Linked DNA regions of Homo sapiens: region 2 is linked to region 1. Evidence: chromatin contacts called from ENCODE Hi-C or POLR2A ChIA-PET data. All regions are on one chromosome and are shown on one strand. Each heading gives the region's core, a stretch centred on a gene start or an enhancer-like site at or near the end of the contact. The rest is flanking DNA. Distances are from core to core; before and after follow the strand shown.

The links. A loop is a pair of places that touch in the nucleus more often than their neighbours do. ChIA-PET counts read pairs that join two places held with the same protein, here RNA polymerase II (POLR2A). Pooled maps may share reads with other maps.
Region 2: a loop to region 1 is called in a pooled map, with 2.0 times the contacts of the local background. The contact joins the promoter of TXNL4A here to the enhancer-like site in region 1. A Hi-C loop is called at or near these places in 2 of 50 pooled maps. POLR2A ChIA-PET finds 5 or more read pairs at or near these places in 3 of 52 experiments (activated T-cell, activated naive CD4-positive, alpha-beta T cell and naive thymus-derived CD8-positive, alpha-beta T cell).

What each region holds. Positions count from the first base shown.
Region 1 is chr18:79,823,903-79,828,258 of GRCh38, reverse strand. The region is part of intron 1 of KCNG2 (potassium voltage-gated channel modifier subfamily G member 2); the gene reads right to left. Among named protein-coding and RNA genes, the nearest start is that of KCNG2, 28 kb to the right of the region's middle. RefSeq lists an enhancer at 1,085-2,284. Within about 2 kb of position 2,183, at least 2 of the 41 ENCODE cell types and tissues checked have a DNase peak (open chromatin) inside an H3K27ac peak, as active enhancers do.
Region 2 is chr18:79,987,111-79,991,564 of GRCh38, reverse strand. TXNL4A (thioredoxin like 4A) reads left to right here and starts at 3,002. Exons shown (of 3, transcript NM_006701.5): 1 at 3,002-3,325. The coding sequence starts at 3,173. RefSeq lists silencers at 2,620-2,909, 2,950-3,189.

The sequences.
Region 1 (4,356 bases), core at 934-3,433:
CATGTCTGTATGTCTAAGAGTTTTAAGAATATTATGTTGGGTGCAGTGGCTCATGCCTGTAATCCCAGTACTTTGGGAGGCCGAGGTGGGCGGATCACCTGGGGTCAGGAGTTCAAGACCAGACTGGCCAACATGGTGAAACACCATCTCTACAAAAGATACAAAGAATTAGCCGGGTGTGTTGGTGCGTGCCTGTAATCCGAGCTACTTGGGAGGCTGAGGCACAAGAATCACTTGAACCAGGGAGGCAGAGGTTGCAGTGAGCCTTGACAACGCCACTGCACTCCAGCCTGGGCAACAGAGGGAGACTACATCTCAAAAAAAAAAAAAAGAAAGAAAGAAAGAAAAAAGAATATTATGTTCCAGTATAATTCTAACTGCTAATTCTGTTTAAACATATAGGTAAAAGGATTATAATTGGTACATTGTTAAAACTGTTTTTGTCTCTGAAGTAGTTACTTGCATCAGTATTTTTCCTATGGAGCCACATGGAGAGACTTGGGTCCAGCCCACCAAGCTGCATTTCCAGAGCTGCGGCACTGGGTGGGCGGGTAATAAGCGGGGTTCCAGGGCCTGCATTCAGAAGAAGCGAAATCCAGGGGGGAGGCTGAGTCCCCGCTCTTCTCCCCGCGCTTCCCGCTCCATCCTGAGCCCCTCCTCTGCTGGCCTCTCAGACACTGGGACTCCAGGGCCTCTGCCACACCCTCCTTCCTCCAGGAACACAGGCTGCTGGAGGTCCTAAAAATTCCCAGCACCACAAGTTTGAGAGCCGCTGTGCTAAACTACCAGTCCCCAGGCCCTGCCCCACTGGTGGGGCCGAAACCCTGGCTGGGGCCAGATGACCTCTCCTACCTAAGATAGCATCTCACCTGGAACTCTGACCAAGGAACAGAACTCTTTAGAGGCACGATGCTGACACCGCCAGGGAAAACGAAAGGAGGCTTAGTTTGAAACCCTCACGGTTTCCTGCAGGGATCCCACCCACATCTCCTGCCCTGGGGGCTCCGGGGTGGACACAGGACCACTGAGGCCTGGAGGGTGTCGCTGGTCTGGCCCGAGCCCCAGCTCCATGACCATGTGGGGGCGCACCTGCTAAGCTTCAGTATCTGGGAGTCCCCAGCCTGTCCCCAGGGAGGCCTGAGGCTGTCACCACCCCATAGAGGAGCAACAGAGGCTGGCGCGGCCCGGCCCCTGCATCGCCGGGGACGCCACGTCCTCACAAGGCACCAAGCAGCAAAGCTCAGCGTCCTGAACAGAAAGCGGGCAGAAGCCAAGGCGAATTTCCTAGAAACTGTAATTAAACTTTTACATTTTAATAATTATAATTTTTAGTTGGTAATTTCTTTTTCAATCAATTTTATCAAACAAGTGATTAGTCACTCCCACACCTTCTTTCACTGAACGTAATGACGTAACGCGCCGAACTAACCTTCCGTGAGGAGCTGCTCACTCAGTTCTTTCACTGAACGTAATGACGTAACGCGCCGAACTAACCTTCCGTGAGGAGCTGCTCACTCAGTTCTTTCACTGGATGTAATGACGTAACGCGCCGAACTAACCTTCCGTGAGGAGCTGCTCACTCAGTTCTTTCACTGGATGTAATGACGTAACGCGCCGAATGTAATCTTCCGTGAGGAGCTGCTCACTCAGTTTTCACTGAACGTAATGACGTAACGCGCCGAACTTAACCTTCCGTGAGGAGCTGCTCACTCAGTTCTTTCACTGAACGTAATGACGTAACGCGCCGAATCTAACCTTCCGTGAGGAGCTGCTCACTCAGTTCTTTCACTGAACGTAATGACGTAACGCGCCGAATCTAACCTTCCGTGAGGAGCTGCTCGCTCAGTTGTGAAGCTTCGTGCGGTGGGCAGCTGGGCAGGCCTGGGAAGGGAGCAGAACGGGCGCCGTACCTGAAGCGCCTGGAGCCTGGCTCTGGAGGGGCCTCCACACACCTGCTTTCCCTGCAGCTCTGCCTGCCTCAGAAGGGAGCAGGACCCACCTTCCCAGAGCCAGGCCCTCGGTCCCCGTCTGAAGCGACCCTTCTCCCACGGAGGCCTCGCGCCTCAGATCACAGTTTCAGCTCGACTACCCGGGTTCCTGGCCTTGCCAACGGCCACAGAGCTCCCGGCCCTTCCTGTCGCCCACAGTGTGTCAGCGCCCGCTTCCTCCAAGGTCAGGGCGGCCGGCAGGGCACAGGCCCCGACGCCGAGAGCTTCCTCTTAAGCTGCAGCCTCCACCCAGGCCCACGTCTCTATGGGGGTCATGCCCTGGACACAGCGTTTCAAAGAAAGGGCAGGTCCCAGAGCGGCCGAGAGGGCGACAGGTGTCCGCGCTCCCACCTGCCGTCCATGGGCAGACGCATAAAGAAACTTCCGGAAGGAAGGCCACAGACAGGCTGACAGTGCACGGTCAGGTCAGGTGATTTTTACTTTCTTTTTTCTGTCCTTCTGTATTTTCCCCCAGACGATACAGGTAATTTTAGTAACTGGAAAAAGGAATAAAAACGATTCTAATTTTAGAGGGAAAATCACATCTGACGGGTTTTTACAGAAAGAAACTGAAGCCCTATGAAATGACAGCGTGATTGATCTACCTTCGTATTAATCCTTATTGACACTTCATCTCCTGAAGCTTGCGCCCCGTCAGTCAAGTTGATGTTCACCGACAGGGACTTGGTAAAACCTCCGTGGTTTCTGAGACTCCTCGCTGAGGGGAGCTTCTGTAACTCTCAGGCGTTAAAGCTATTTTTTATGAAGAGGCATTTCGTCAGCAAACAGCAGAAAAGGACAGGAAAGATATTTTTATGGACCCAGACATCAGCGCATTCTTCGTAAACTGACGGTAAACACGAGTCTGTGATGTGCTGCTTTGAAAACAAGGCTTATAGCTGTAGGATGACTTAGGGATATTTTCCCATTCTTCAAGTGTCTTCCTTTTTCTTTTTTAAAGCCACATTATTATATTCAAGAAATGTAACGTTTGAAACAGACTGAACAATCAGAGGAGACACTGTGCAGTCCTCTTTGCAAACACATTTGAAAACCCAGAGGAAGTGCAGATGTTCTCGGGAAACAGAGACACCAAAAACTGTCCCAGGAGAGTTAGAAACTTCAGCAGACCCATTTCCATTGAAGAAACAGAAAGTTACTACTGACTGTCCTATCAAAGCACTAAGCCCCGACAGGTTTACAGAGAATTCTCCCAAGATTATAAAGCCTAGATAGTCTCCATGCTCTACAAATTATTTCAGAACATTGAGAAGGAAGGAAAGCTCTCTAGTTCATTTTATGAAGTAAGCAAACACTGATATTTAAACCAAATATAATAAGAAGAAAGAAAACTTAAGTTCAATATCACTCATCAATACCAATGCAGAAATTCTAAACGGAATATTATTAAACAGAATTCAATGCCTCTTAAGAAAAAAAAATACTGCGACAAAGTAGAATTTGTTCCAGAAGGTGCAAAGTAGGTTCAGTGGTAGGAAATCCATTAACATCATGCACCATAATAATAAATTTAGGTAGAAAAGTCATGTAATCATCTCCATAGATACCAAGCAGCCTTTGATGAATACTCAGGGCGTTGATGGGTATTTCACCAGCACCGGCAGCCTGTGTTAAGTTCTAAAGCCGCTCTCTTAATGGAGAAACACTAGAGGCATTTCCATGGCAATCAGAAACAAGGATACCCACTACCTCTGATATATTTAACATTATACGAGAGGTATTAATGAATAAAACTAGACAGCAAAAATCAATCAGAAGCATAGAGCAGGTAAAGAAGGGGTGAAACCGTCTCTCTTTGCAGATAGGATCATCTTATACTTGGAAATCCCAGAGAATCAATGACAAAACTTATTTATTGAATAAAAAAATTCAGAAAAGTAGCAGGCTATAAAATCAACAGCCTTCCTATACACAAACAACAAAGAACACAATCATTGGAAAAGTCCATTTATGGCCAAGCACCGAGGCTCACGCCTGTAATCCCACACTTTGGGAGGCCAAGGTCGGGGGATCGCTTGAGTCCAGGAGTTCAAGATCAGTTTGGGCAAAATGGCGAAACCCTGTCTCTACAAAAAATACAAGTTACCCACATGTGGTGATGCCTGTAGTCCCAGCTACTTGGGAGGCTGAGAGGTGGGAGGATCATCTGAGCCTGGGGGGCGGAGGCTGCAGTGAGCCAAGATCGTGCCACTGCACTCCAGCCTGGGTGACAGAGTGAGATCTTGTCTCAAAAATTAAATTAAATTGATGAAAGAAAAAGTCCATTTACAGTAGGAAAAAAACATGTAGGAACAAATTTCACAAGGAATGTGTACTGTTTTTACAAGAACAAATTTAAAACACGAAA
Region 2 (4,454 bases), core at 1,753-4,252, 160 kb before region 1:
CAACCCAAATGTCAATCAACTGATGGATAAAATGTAGTATATCCATATAATGGAATAGTTTCTAATTTTTTGTTTTATTTAATGAAATATTCATCAGCAATTAAAAAGAACTAGCTGTTGATGTCTGCTACAATATGGACCTTGAGAACATTATGTTAAATGAAAGCAGTCACAAACGACTCCATATTTTGTGTTTCCATCTATATGAAATGTCTAGAATAGGTAAATCTATAGAGGCAGAAAATAGATTAGTGATTGCCAGGGGCTGAGGGAATGGGAGGGAAATGGGAAATGACTGTTAATGGGTATAGGTTTTCTTTTCGGGGTGATAACATTCTCCTAAAATTAGATTGTGGTATTGGTTCCACAACACTGAAAAACCATCTCACCTTCAATTGGTGAATTTTATAGTATATGGATTAGATCTCAACAAAAGTTTTTTTTTTTTTTTTTTTTTGAGACGGAGTCTGGCTCTGTCGCCCAGGCTGGAGTGCAGTGGTACAATCTCGGCTCACTGCAAGCTCCGCCTCCCGGGTTCACGCCATTCTCCTGCCTCAGCCTCCCGAGTAGCTGGGACTACAGGCGCCCGCCACCGCGCCCGGCTAATTTTTTTTTTGTATTTTTAGTAGAGACGGGGTTTCACCGTGTTAGCCAGGATGGTCTCGATCTCCTGACCTCGTGATCCGCCCGCCTCGGCCTCCCAAAGTGCTGGGATTACAGGCGTGAGCCACCGCGCCCGGCCAAAAGTTTTTATTAAAGAAAAGATTTATCTGGAGATGGATAGTGGTGATGGTTGCATAATATGAATGTACTTAATGTCCTTAAAAATTAAGGCGATAAATCTTGTTATAAGTAACACAATAAAAAATGAGTTTCAATAAATTATTTGGGGACATTTGAGTCTTATGCCTTAGCTTGGAACAACTCTCCTGTGAATAAAATGCTTGTGATGTGTTAAGCAACTGTGTTTGTATCTGAAATGAGTGACTACCAAAATGACGGTAAGGAATTTTTTAGAAGGCAATAGCCTGACCTTAGTAAGGGCTCAGATTTCTCCAGTGTGTACCTGGTGCCAATGAAGTACAGGAGATTTTGTTTTATCATCCCATCTCATGGATGAGGAAACTGAAGTTTGTTGAGATAACTTATGCAAGGCACAGATGAACCTGAACACGCCTTTATGTAACTAAAACCCTCACTGTTAACCACTATGCTTATATTCTGTGCCTCTGCTTTACTCAATTATAAAATGAAAGAGATTTAGATGATCTCTAATATCCTACCAACCTGAAATTGTTTCATTACAATAAAGCATTTCGTATATAATTGGGAAATATTCTGTATTATGTAAAAAGCTTAATCTGGCAGTGAGCTGCACTTGTGATTCTAGTATTTAAATTGTGGGTGCATATTATCAAAGCACCTTATGGTGCTGTGTCCCAGAGGAAACCAAACATGGAACCCATTTCAATCCCCATGCCAGCAGGCTCTTCAGACTGTAGTTCTCACCATGCCACAGCCCATCTGAGAGACACCACAGCATCTGCATAGTGATTTGTTGTTGTTTTTGAGATGGAGTCTCACTCTGTCACCCAGGCTGGAGTGAAGTGGTGCGATCTCAGCTCACTGCAACCTCCACCCCCTGGGTTCAAGCGATTCTCCTGCCTCAGCCTCCCTAGTAGCTGGGATTATAGGCGGGCGCCACCATGCCCGGGTAATTTTTTGTATTTTTAGTAGAGACGGGGTTTCACCATGTTGGCCAGACTGGTCTTGAACTCCCGACCATAGGCGATCCGCCGGCCTCGGCCTCCCAAAGTGCTGGGATTACAGGCGTGAGCCACCGCGCCCGGGCGTGATTTGTTTTAAATTTGTCATCTAAAGGACCACCAGGATAGCTAGATAGTAGACAAGAGTTTTACTATCAATATCAGTTTGCAAACCAGGGAGTCTCCAGCATGAACCCAAAGTGCTCTCTCAGAAGAACAGAGGTTAGAGGTTTTATTTTAAAAAGAGAAATATTAACTTATTTCTCTTTGAGAAAGTTCACTGGCACTAGTAAGGGTTTGGGGAGCTCTGACTGGTGAGCGAAGCCAGGGGGCCAGATCAGTCCTGGAGGTGGAAGTTATGCTGAAGCTATGGAATAAAACTGGCTTTAGGTCGGGCGCGGTGGCTTCTTCCTGTAATTTCAGCGCTTTGGGAGGCCGAGGCGGGCAGATCACTTGAGGTCAGGAGTTCAAGACCAGCCTGGCCAACATGGTTAAACCCCGTCTCTACTAAGTACAAAAAAACACTAGCCGGGCTGGCGCCTTGTAGTCCCAGCTTATGGGGAGGCGGAGGCAGGAGAAGCGCTTGACCCCGGGAGGCGGAGGCTGCAGTGGGCCAAGATCACGTCACTGCACGTCTCAAAAAAAAATTTTTTTTCTTTATAAAAAGACAAATTAAAAAACCTGGTTTCAGGTTACAACAGGCAGCTCAGCAGCCGGCCTGATGGTGACATTCCTCAAGGACGGCCTGCCCAGTGCTTCCTCCCTACCCCGCTGCTCGACTCTGCTGTGGTTGGGTATGGCAACAACGACACATTTTTATGATCAAGTTTCACAAATGACACACATGAACTGTCTTAGTAACACACAGAAACAAGCACCAGAAAGGAAGAAAACGAGCCGCAGTGCCGGGCATTCCGGGCCTTTCTGGACGTCCCCATCCGTGGCTGGAGGACAGCCCGGGCGGCGGCGGGCGGCCTCGGGGCGGGAGCGTGGGGGCAGGGCACGGCGAGCCCGGGGCTTCTCAGGACCACCAGGCCGCCTGGACGCTGGGGAGGAACCCCCACTCCGACAGCTGCTATGACGGAACCAACGGCGCTCCACGGTGCCCAGGTCGCCGCCGCTCCACCCGGCCAACTACACGTTCGCGCGGCGCCTATACGCACATGCCGTCAGCACGCACGGCGCTAGCGCGCGCGCATGCCGTCAGCACGCACGGCGTCGGTGCGTGCGCGCCCAGACGTTCTGCCGGGTGGCAGTCCCAGCGGAGTTTGCGTGTGCGGGCGGGACCGGATTTCGTCCGTGGGCCCGGGGGCGGCGGGGGCCGGGGAGTGAGGGGCCGGCTGAGCCCACCTCGCTGGGCCCTCCCTGGCGCCCCGCCTTGGGCGGCGGCGAGCGCGCGGGCCGCCATGTCGTACATGCTCCCGCACCTGCACAACGGCTGGCAGGTGGACCAGGCCATCCTCTCGGAGGAGGACCGCGTGGTCGTCATCCGCTTCGGCCACGACTGGGATCCTACGTGCATGAAGATGGACGAGGTCCTGTACAGCATCGCCGAGAAGGTAGCGCGCCGGACTCTCCCGCTCTGCGGGCTGTGCTTCCGCATCTGCCCCGCGCCTCTGCCCTGCCGGCGTCGCCTGGGGGCGCGAGCTGTTCCCCGAGGAGGGGCCGCGGCTCCGTCGTTCAGGCGATTCCTCCCCTCGCTGCGGTCGAGCGCTCTCGGGGACTGTGCCGGCGTTTCACGCCTTTTTCTGCGGGGAGCTCTTGTAGTTTTTCATATTTTAAAGGGTTTATGATCCCCCTCCTCTCAAATGAATTAATTATTTCTGTTGATAAGGCGTTTTTCCCAAACTTATAGTTCAGTGAACAAAATGCACTTGCAGGTTTTATTGAGAGCGCGGATCCTTAATTTAAAAGGACGTCTTTTTTTGGTACCTGAGTTATTCGTTGTATGCATAAAGCAGGACTTTCATGTTCATAGCATGAGAAATCCTGCTTTTCTGTGGGTGTGTTTTTTTATCCCACCACGCTTTTTGTGAGTCATGTGGTTTACAGCTTACAGTGATTGAGGTGCAGTAAACATCAGGAGAAAATAGAAATATGCTTTGTTAGAATTAGTTCTCTGAATTTCTAATATTAGTACACTGAGTGGTCTTGGCATTTACTTGCTGACAATAAAAGTTGTAGGACACTATTTTATAACCAGATTTCATTCTTTTTCTGTGGTTCCTCATAGCAATTTTAGGATGACTTTTATTGAGGTTTTGCAGCTGTAGCAATAGGGCAAAGGGCACAAATACTAGGGTGTTAATAAAATATTTGCCATATTAATTTTCCATAAGTAATTTGAGAGGTTATTCCTTTTAATGAAGAGTAAAAGTAACATTGAAGCTATCTTTTCTTTCACAGATGCTAAAAAGTAGGCCTGGGTTAAAATAACTCCTTTGAGTAAAGAGTAACAGATGTAAGGACATATTTTATATTCAGGAAAGGAAAGACTATCTGGCCTGCCATTTATTAATTTTTGCTATTTCTTATTTAGTAGGAGAGGCATGAAGTTAGGAACTGTTGTTATATTTTAGTTATTACAAGACTCCCTTGGAGTGCTTACTAGAATGCATCTGTGATTCTGATTCTATGGGTATGGGGTGAAGTCCAGCAATGGCTTTTTAAAGAAGCCCCTCAGGGAAT